2 separate regions of the Homo sapiens genome follow, and region 1 is linked to region 2. A link is an interaction called in ENCODE POLR2A ChIA-PET data of the cell type or tissue named here. Cell type or tissue: PC-9. All regions are shown on one strand. Links, peaks and the distances in the headings refer to the core of each region. The heading gives the core; the rest is flanking DNA.

The links. Peaks named below come from ENCODE experiments on the same cell type or tissue, not always from the same donor. Only the 100,000 strongest peaks of a DNase experiment are listed, where the experiment ranks them.
Region 1: POLR2A ChIA-PET joins it to region 2 with 7 read pairs; 2 of 35 experiments call an interaction of 5 or more read pairs at or near these places.

Annotation. Positions count from the first base shown.
Region 1 is chr11:122,526,082-122,531,430 of GRCh38, reverse strand. No RefSeq gene overlaps it. Among named protein-coding and RNA genes, the nearest start is that of TRK-TTT2-1, 31 kb to the left of the region's middle. In PC-9, for the core only: no CTCF peak of the experiment used is centred there; no DNase peak of the experiment used is centred there; H3K27me3 peaks cover 923 bases.
Region 2 is chr11:122,402,103-122,407,451 of GRCh38, reverse strand. All of the region lies in intron 1 of MIR100HG (mir-100-let-7a-2-mir-125b-1 cluster host gene), which reads left to right. Among named protein-coding and RNA genes, the nearest start is that of MIR100HG, 18 kb to the left of the region's middle. In PC-9, for the core only: no CTCF peak of the experiment used is centred there; a DNase peak (open chromatin) is centred at 2,709.

The DNA.
Region 1 (5,349 bases), core at 710-4,709, 120 kb before region 2:
CTCAGTCTCCCAATGTGTTGGGATTACAGGTGTGAGCCACTGCGCATGGTCTAATCCTGGTATTTTTGAGTTCTATTCATTTTTGTATTTCAATTGTGTACCCATTTATCTTTCTGAATTTTCTTATTGTATTGGCCAGAAACTCTAAAACAAGGGTCAACAAATGACAGCCTATGGACCAAATCTAGCCTGCCACCTGTTTTTGTAAATAAAGTTCTATTGGATCACAACCACATCCATTCATTTATGTACCATCTATGGCTTTTGCCTTACAGTTGAGTAGTCGTGACAGAGACATTATGGTTTACAAATAACTGCTACCCAGCATTTTATAGAAAAAGTTTGCCCATCTCTACTCTAGAATAATATCAAATACTAAATCATAATTAATAATGGAATCCTTATTTTGTTTTTGACTTTAATCAGAATGCTTCTGGTGTCTCCCCATTGTATAATGCCACAGTGGCTTTTAAAACATATTTGCAAATTTTTGACAGTCTCTTTTTAAGTGATGGAATCTATGCATCTTCTTCTTGAACTTGGATAGGGCTTTATGGCTGTCTCAAGAAATACAGCGCAACAAAGTTTGCTCTGTCGGCTTTCCCAGAAGGGTAGAAAAGGCTATGCCAATTTCTCTCTACTGGGACACTCACTTTGGGCACCTTTAGCTGTCATTTAAAAAATCCAGCTCTCTTGAGGTCCCTACCTGGAGGTCTCATATAGAGAGGAATGCAAGAGAAGCTTCAGCTGCTGCAGCCCCGGCTGTTTCAGTCTTTGCAGCCTGGGCACCAGACATTGAAGTGAAAAACCTTTGGAGGTGGCCTGAGCCACAGCCACTGTCTGGCAGTAACTCTGACAGACCCTGGCCTGAGCCACAGCCACTGTCTGGCAGTAACTCTGACAGACCCTGGAAAAAGCATCCTAGCAAAGCCTATGCAACCTCCAGATTTGTAAGCAAAATGAATAATTGTAATTGTTTTAAAGCCACTATTTTTTTAACTTTTATTTTAACTTCAGGGGTATAAGTGTAGGTTTGTTACACAGGTAAACTTGTGTCATAGGGGTTTGTTGTACAGATTGTTTCATCACCCAGGTATTAAGCCTAGTACCTATTAGTTATTTTTCTTAATCCTTTCCCTTCTCCCACCCTCCACCTTCCAAAAAACCATAGTGTGTGCTTATTCTCCGCTATGTGTCCATGTGTTCTCATCATTTAGCTCCCACTTATAAGTGAGAACATGTGAAATTTGTTTGCCTCTTCCTGTGTTAGTTTGCTAAGGATTACAGCCTCCAGCTCCATCCATGTTCCCACAAAAGACATGATCTTGTACTTTTTTATGGCTGCATAGTATTCTATGGTGTATGTGTACACCATTTTTTTTTATCCAGTCTATCATTGATGGCCATTTAGTTTGATTCCATATCTTTGTAAAACCACTATTTTTTTAAATGCATTTGGTGCATAGTAATAGACAAGTGCAATGCAGACTTTTTAGTATAGTTAGATGTACCTTTATCATGTTAAGGAAGACTCCATTTATTCTTAATGGGGTTTTTAAATTTAAAAAATTAGTATTATATGTAACTAATGGCTTTTCAGCAGCTATGAAGATGTGTGGCTTTTCTTCTTAGAGCTATTATGATGATAAATTATATTAGTGAATTTCTCTCTATCTTTGCATTCCTAATAGAAAATCCACTGGGTCATCATGTGTTATATTTTATATGCTGTTGAGTTCTGTTTAATGACATTTTTTGAGGATTATTTGTATTGATATTCATAAGTAAAATAATACTGTGGTTTTCTTATTTTTGTGCTATTTTTATTCAGTTTTGATTTTAGGAGAGGGGGACCTAGGTTTTTTGTTTGTTTGTTTGTTTGTTTTGAGATGGAGTCTCACTCTGTCACCCAGGCTTGAGTGCAGTGGTGTGATCTCGACTCACTGCAACCTGCATCTACCAGGTTCAAGTGATTTTCCTGCCTCAGTCACCCAAGTAAGCAGGACTACAGGCACATGCCACCACACCTGGCTAAATTTTGTATTTTTAGTAGAGACAGGATTTCACTATGTTGGCCAGGCTGGTCTTGAACTCCTGACCTCAGGTGATCCACTTGCCTTGGCTTGCCAAAGTGCTAAGGTTACAGGCATGAGCCACCGTGTCCGGCTTGACATAGGTTTTAAGAAGACTGATGCTTCTACAATTTGGGGGGCACTCCAAGAAAAAGAACAGTGAGTTACTAATATAAATTTTGGGCCAGGGCTTTGGAAGGAGCCCTTGCTAGAGAAGAATTGTAAAATTTAATCTTCTTTAGCTTTGTTTTATGCCTGTTGCCAGGTGTCAGTGTTATTCTTACATTATAAAAATTTTTGCTAGTCTAGTTAGTGGTCTATTTATTATTTTTTTTTTTCAGAAAACTAGCTCCTTGATTCATTGATCTTCTGCATGGTTTTTCATGTCTCAATCTCGTCAGTTCAGCTGTGATTTTGGTTATTTCTTGTCTTCTGCTAGCTTTGGGACTGGTTTGCTCTTGGTTCTCTCATTCTTTTAGTTGTGTTACTATGTGGTTAAATTGAGATCTTTCTAACTTTTTTACGTGGACATTTAGTGCTGTAAATTTTTCTCTTAACGCTGCCTTAGCTATGTCCCAGAGATTCTGGTATGTTGTTTCTTTGTTCTCATTAATTTCAAAGAACTTCTTGATTTCTGCCTTAATATGATTATTTACCCAAAGTCATTCAGGAGCAGGTTATTTGCTCAAAAGCTCCTTACACTGATAAACAACTTCAGCAAAGTCTTAGGATACAAAATCAATGTACTAAAATCTCTAGTACTCCTATACACCAACAATAGTCAAGATGAGAGCCAAATCAGGAACAAAATCCTATTCATAATTGCTATGAAATAAAATAAAATACCTAGGAATCAGCTAACCAGGGAGGTTAAAGATCTTTATAAGGAGAACTACAAAACCCTGCTCAAAGATATCAAAGAGGACACAAACAAATGGAAAAACATTCCATGCTCATGGATAGGAAGAATCAATATCATTAAAATGGCTATAATATTCAAAGCAATTTATAAAGTCAATGTTATTCCTATTAAACTACCAATGACATTCTTTACAGAACTAGAGAAAACTATTTTAAAATCTATATGGAATCAAAAAAGAGCCCAATAGCCAAGGCAATTCTAAGCCAAAAGAATAAAGCTGGAGGCATCATGCTACCCAGCTTCAAACTATACTACAGGACTACAGTAACCAAAACAGCATGGTACTAATACAAAAACAGACACATAGACCAATGGAACAGACTAAAGAGTGCAGAAATAAGGCTGCACATCTTCAACAAACATGACAAAAACAAGCAATGGAGAAAGGACTCCTTATTCAATAAATGATGCTGTGATAGCTGGCTAGTCATATGCGGAAGATTGAAACCAGACCCTTTCCTTACACCATATACAAAAATTAACTAAAGATAGATTAAAGACTTAAATATAAAAACCCTGGAAAATAACCTAGGCAATACCATTCTGGACATAGGAACAGGCAAAGATTTCATGATATAGATGCCAAAAGCAATTGCAATGAAAGCAAAAATTGACAAATGGGATCTAATTAAACTAAAGAGCTTCTGCACAGCAAAAGAAACTGTCAACAGAGTGAAGAGACAACCTACAGAATGGGAGAAAATTTTTGCAAACTATGCATCTGACAAAGACCTAATATCTAGCATCTTTAAGGAACTTAAAACAAATTTAGAAGAAAAATGCAAACAACCCCACTAAAAAGTAAACAAAGAACATGAACAGACACTTTTCAAAAGAAGCCATACATATGGTCAACAATAATATGAAAAAAAGATCAACATCACTGACCATTAGAGAAGTGTAAATCAAAACCACAGTGAGATACCATCTCATGCCAGTCAGAATGGCTATTATTAAAGTAAAAAAAAAAAAATAACAGATTCTGGTGAGGTTGCTGAAGAAAAGGAATGCTTATACACTGTTTTTGGGACTATAAATTATTTCAAACATTGTGGAAGATGGTGTGGTAATTCCTCAAAGACCTAAAAAGAGAAATACCATACAACTTAGCAATCCCATTAATGGGTATATACTCAGAGGAATATAAATCATTCTACAATACAGACACATGCACATGTATGTTCACTGAAGCACTATTCACAATAGCAAAAACATGGAATCAACCTAAATGCTCATCAATGGTAGACTGGATAAAGAAGACGTGGTACATGCCATGGAATACTATGTAGCCATTAAAAATAATGAGATCATGTCTTTTGTGGGAATGTGGATAGAGCTGTAGGCTAAAATCCTTAGCAAACTAACACAGGAACAGAAAACCAAATACCACATGTTCTCACTTATAAATGGGAGCTAAATGATGAGAACACATGATCACATGGACACATAGAGGGGAACAACACACACTGGGGCCTATCAGAGGGTAGAGGGTGGAGGAATCAGGAAAAATAACTAATGAGTACTGGGCTTGATACCTGGGTGATGAAGTAATCTGTACAACAAACCCCCATGACACAAGTTTACCTATGTAACAAATCTGCACATGTACCTCTGAACTTAAAAGTTTAATTAAAAAAATTTTTTAGAAGTTTATCTTATTTTTCTTTGGAGCAGCATAAATAATATTTCAAATCACAAAAAGAAAACAAAATCACTTCATATCAGCATTGTATGGAACTTTCCATTTTTCTGTGTCCTATTATAGCTCTGTCTTTACAGATACATTTTTTTACCTAGTTCATTCATTACTGAATACCTATCATGTTAAAGACATTGCAACAGGTACCATGGACTTAGCAGTAAAAGAGAGAATACATGTTTCACAAGTTAGAAGCAGTGGTAGATAAATGTGCACACAATTACAGTACTCATTGAGTGCTGTCTTGGAGGAAAGTGAAAAGCACCACGGAGGACATAGGAGTGGCATCTAACACAGACTGGGAGGGCACTGCAGGGGAAGAGGAGCATTCAAAAAAGGCCTCCTAGAGAGGCCAGCATCTAAGTTAAATTAAGGTGAAGAAATACTTTCTTATTTTGCTTTTTCCACTTAGCTAAAAGTCATAGTGGACTCCAACGACACTTTCATGACTCTAAAAGTCCTTCCAGAAAGCTTGATTGGTTACCTGGTAGGAGACCCTGAAACTGCCTAGCTGAGGCATGAGCTGGTTCAGGGGCACATGGTCAGTCAACAGATCCACTTGGTGTCATGGGCAAATTGAGACCCAAGCTGGAAGACAGAACCAGAAATGTGAAGAGATCTGGGGGTTGAATACGGGGCATTGCAGCTGAATCTGG
Region 2 (5,349 bases), core at 403-4,402:
TCATGCCATTCTCCTGCCTCAGCCTCCTGAGTAGCTGGGACTACAGGCGCCCACCACCACGCCCAGCTAATTTTTTGTATTTTTAGTAGAGATGGGGTTTCACTGTGTTAGCCAGGATGGTCTCGATCTCCCGACCTTGTGATCTGCTTGCCTCAGCCTCCCAAAGTGCTGGGATTACAGGCGTGAGCCACTGCACCCGGCCCTTCATTCTTTTTTTTTTTTTTTTTTTTGAGATGGAGTCTCGCTCTGTCGCCCAGGCTGGAGTACAGTGGCTCGATCTCGGCTCACTGCAAGCTCCGCCTCCCGGGTTCATGCCATTCTCCTGCCTCAGCCTCCCGAGTAGCTGGGACCACAGGCACCCGCCACCACGCCCAGTTAATTTTTTGTATTTTTAGTAGAGACGGGGTTTCACCGTGTTAGCCAGGATGGTCTTGATCTCCTGACCTCGTGATCCGCCCGCCTCGGCCTCCCAAAGTGCTAGGATTACAGGTGTGAGCGACCGCGCCCGGCCCGGCCCTTCATTCTTTTAATGCTTCTTTTGAGGGACAGAAGTTCTTGATTTTAATATAGGTCAATTTATTTATCATTTTTTTCTTTTTGGCTTTTGTCTAAAAATATTTGCCTGTCCCTCAGTCATGAACATATTCTCTTATTTCTTATGTTTCCTTTCTTCCGTTTTGGAAGCATATTGAGGAAAAAAACAGTATTTTAAGAAGATAAAGGTGGCATATACGTGCAGGATCAATCTAGGGAAAGGTTGGAAACAGGAAAAACAGCCCGGAGGCTGTAGCATGCACCTAAATACCAGGCATTATGTCATCCCAGACTAGGAGATTTGAATGGAAAGAGAAGAAGAATAGACAGTGTAGGGCAAATTTTCCTGCTTGATTGAAGGTGAGAGAAATGACGATAAAAAGCCTACAATAACTGAGATTTGCTTGGAAACAAAGAATGTTTCCAAGTATACATTTTTTATTGCAGAATCCAGCCTTTTAATAAATATACTTTTTGAGATAATGTGGCCTCTGTTACTAAAAAGATGACGTTGAGCAAGTATTTGCCGTATGTGGAGGGCAGAAGAAGCAGTAATATCTTCTTATAGAAAGTATGTTTAGAACAAGAAAAGACTGAAGAAATCTACTGGGAAAGAGCATAGGTCTTTATCTGAGAGATATTTAAAGTGGAACTGACCAGCCATTTATTGTGGGGAGTAGATAGATAGCTGACTGGGGCAGGGAGTTGACTTAAGTAACCCTGTGGGCTCTCTGACAGGTTTAGAGACCTCTCATCTGCCTTGCAACTGGAGGCTGAGTCATGGAGACCATTTACCACTATGAAGACAATATCTGTTTAATGCCAAGAAGGGATGGATTTGCCAAGTTTACTTTTTTGAAGTAGTAATAAATTCCACCAAAAGTCCTTCTCCTGTCCCTCTCCCCTAAAATACACACGTCACATTGAAATTGCTTATGCTTTGAGACTGTCTAATTACACAAACTTTAACATAATAACGTCATGAGGAAAAGATCTGTGTAAACTTTTCAGAGAATAAAGGCTAGAGTTTAGATATTTTTGTTACTACTACATTTTCACTGTGTTCCAGCAAAATATGTGTTTCTATGATTCAAGTAAACAATTTTCTTCATCAGATTGGCGATTGATGTAAGAGTGCCCCTAACTTTTGCTAGGTCAGGATGTTGTGGCAGACTAAAGTTTCTGCTAGTTTCTACTGGCAATTGTGTTTAATTCGGAGGAAGCAAAGGAATTAGCAGAGTATGAGACATGCAGAGTATGAGGCATGCAAAACAAAATTCTAATGTCATTTCTGAATTTTAATCCTAATTATCTGTGTGGGTTTGCTTGTTTTTGTTCCTGATCTGTCCTTATGGGACCGAAGAGGAGTCAGTTTCCTTCTGCAAAAGACTGTAGTCCCATTGCAGATACAGCTTTATCTACAGAATCATTTCTTTGTTCAAAGTCATATCCTAAACAATCACATCTGGATTTCAACCTTCTGGACAGTCAAGTCCTTGACTTAGTTTTGCTTTTCCTAAATATTCTATAATAGTGTCTGTTATGGTTTGGAAATGGTCTGTTTATCCCATTATCAAATGTCATGTTAAAACTTGATCCCCAATGTAGTGGCATTGGGAGGTGGGGCCTGGTGGGGGGTGTTTGGGACATGGGAGTGGATCCCTCATGAATGGCTTGGTGCCATTCTTGCTGTAGTAAGTTCTTGTTCTAAATTAGTGAGACTGAATTAATTCCCATAGGAATGGACTAATTCCCGCAAGAGTGAGTTGTTTTGAAACCAGCACGTTCTTTGAGTTTTGTCTCTTCACAGGTGTCTGCTTTCCCTTTGACCTTCTCTACCATGTTATGATGCAGCATAAAAGCCCTCACTAGAAGCCAGGGCCATGCCCTTAAACTTCCCAGCTTGCAGAACCATGAGTTAAATAAACCTCTTTTATTAATAAATTCTCCACTTTTAGGTATTCTGTTATAACAACACAAATGGACTAAGACAGTGCCTTACACATAGAAAATAATTAATAAATAGTATTGAATAAAAATTGGTTGAGTAAAACAGGGACATGGAAGTGAGAGATCTAGGCATTGAGTCTTTTGTGATATGGCCCAAGCTTGTGTGTACACCCTTATCTCTGACCACAGCTCCTCATGCAGTCTATGCAATAGTCACAATTTCCTCATTGTCATTTCTTTAGCATTGCTCACTTGTGCACCTGTAATGTACACCTGTAATTATATCAGATAGTAGAGAAATATTGAGGCAGAAAAAAGATTTGAAGTAATAATGCCAAAACTGTTCAAATTTGATGAAAAAATACTTAAACCAAAGCACCAAAAAGGTCAATGAGCTTCAAGCTAAATGAATGTAGAGAAAAGCACATTTCTCACTTTGGTGGTGACTTGCACATTTCTGTTCCTTTAGCTTGAATGGCCTTCTTTCTTCGAGGCAAAGCCTCCGTAGGCATTTCACTCAAAAAAATATCCAAAAGCTAAGCATATGAAAATGTCCTCTGCCTCAGTACTTATTGAGACATTAAAATTAAAACCACAAGGAGACACCATTACATTTCCATAAACTGGCTAAAAGTAAAAAGACTAACAGTACTAAATGCTGGTGAGGATGTGAAGCAAATGGAACTCTACTACATGACTGGTTAGTAAATTGGCACAACTACTTCAAAAAAACTGTTTGGCAGTATCTAGTAAAGCTAAACACACATATTCTATAATTAATTAGTGAATATATTTCCCGAAAACATGAGTGCTTATGTCTATCAACAAACAGTCATAAGAATGTTGACGCCAGGCGTGGTGGCTCACGCCTGTAACCCCAGCACTTTGGGATGCTGAGGTGGACGGATCATGAGGTCAGGAGTTCGAGACCAGCCTGACCAACATGGTGAAACCCCCGACCAACATGGTGAAAAATTAGCCAGGTGTGGTGGTGCGCACCTGTAGTCCCAGCTACTCAGGAGGCTGAGGCAGGAGAATTGCTTGAACCCGGGAGGCAGAGGTTGTAGTGAGCCGAGATGGTGCCATTGCACTCCAGCCTAGGAGACAGATCAAGACTGCCTAAAAAAAAAAAAAAAAAAAAAAAAAAAAAAAAAAAAAAAAAGTAGTGAGCACCCAAACCAGTAAACACAAATTTATTATACAATTGTTATAAGTGCCATTATAAAATGAAATCTAATATAAACAATTAGAAATAAAATATATTGTAAGAACAAATTTATAGCAAGAAGACAGCTTTTAAATCTAGATTATCTTGACAATATTTGGAAGCAAGGGTGACAAGTGGGAAACTGAAAGCAAAATCAATCAATCATCTTATAGAAAAAGATAAAAAATACTGATTTTAAGTGTAGAATGTGTGCTGTAGAAAATAAATTTAAACATTAAAAAAAAACATTTGGTTGCCTGATTTGAATTTTCTCTGTCAAAACACACAAATGAAAAAAACTGCGTCTTGGCTGGGCGTAGTGGCTCATGCCTGTGATCCCAGCACTTTGGAAGGCTGAGGCTGGCAGACCACTTGAGGCCAGGAGTTCAAGACTAGCCTGGCCAGCACGGTGAAACCTTGTCTCTACTAAAAATACAAAAATTAGCTGGGCCTGGTGGTGGGCGCCTGTAATCCCAGCTACTAGGGAGACTGAAACCTGAGATTTGCTTGAGCCCAGGAGGTGGAGGTTTCAGTGAGCTGACATCATGCCACTGCACTCTAGCCTGGGCAACACAGCAAGACTCTGTCTCAAAAAGCAAAAACCAAATTACTTCTTTGTTTTATTTTTTAAAGTTTTACATTAGATAGTAACAAATGCTATTTTTTAATTGCAATCTTTGAACTTGGAGCTCTCCTCTGTGATTTCTCTCCCTCAGCAATAGGCTTAAGAGATGTACCCATTGTCCGGGGTTTCCCTGCCTGGCCTCTCTGCCTCACTGCAGCGTGAAATAATAACCTGGTATGGTGGACAGAGAAAATATGACCCCTGCTGCTGCACTGCTCCCCAGTGAGTTGCATTTTACAAAGGGAGTGGGGTAGCGATTATATCTGATTTATAAAGACTAAGGCAGAAGTTTTTGAAGGAAATCTCAGGAATCAAGTTTCCTTCAATTCTTTATCCAACTTACGTCACAAGGGCTTCCTATATTCTTCCCTTTTTTTACACTAACTTAAGTGTGAAACAGTAGCTTTTGCAATTCTACAGAGTACACGATGCTCTGACCTACCATGATCTTAGAGCAGGGGCCACAGGCAGAAAGAAATTTTCTTAAGCTATATCTTTGCTGTGCTGTTCCTTTCTGATTTCAAATCCAGCTAGTTTGGAATGATGCTTGTCTCTAAGGTAGCACTGCATGAGCAGTGGCAAGCCTCCTAAAACAGCAGCTTTGGAGGGAGCATTGTTTAATTAATCCTCAAGACACCAAAGGGCACACATGAAGTCAGCAACTTTGCTGCATAACATGGATTGCTATTATAAAACTAAAAGCAAACACTTTTTAAAAAATTCATCTTTTTATTTTCTTCAACTTTAAGTTCTGGGATACATCTGCAGAGTGTGCAGGTTTGTTTCATAGGTAAACATGTGCCATGGTGGCTTACTGAACAGATCAACCCCTCACCTAGGTATTAAGCCCAGAATCCATTAGCTATTCTTCCTGATGCTCTCCCTCTCCCCGCCCCATGACAGGCACCAGCGTGCGTTATTCCCCACTATGTGTCCATGTGATCTCATTGTTCAGCTCCCACTTATAAGTGAGAACGTGCCATGTTTGGTTTTCTGTTCCTGAGTTAGGTTGCTGAGAAAAAAAACGACAGCT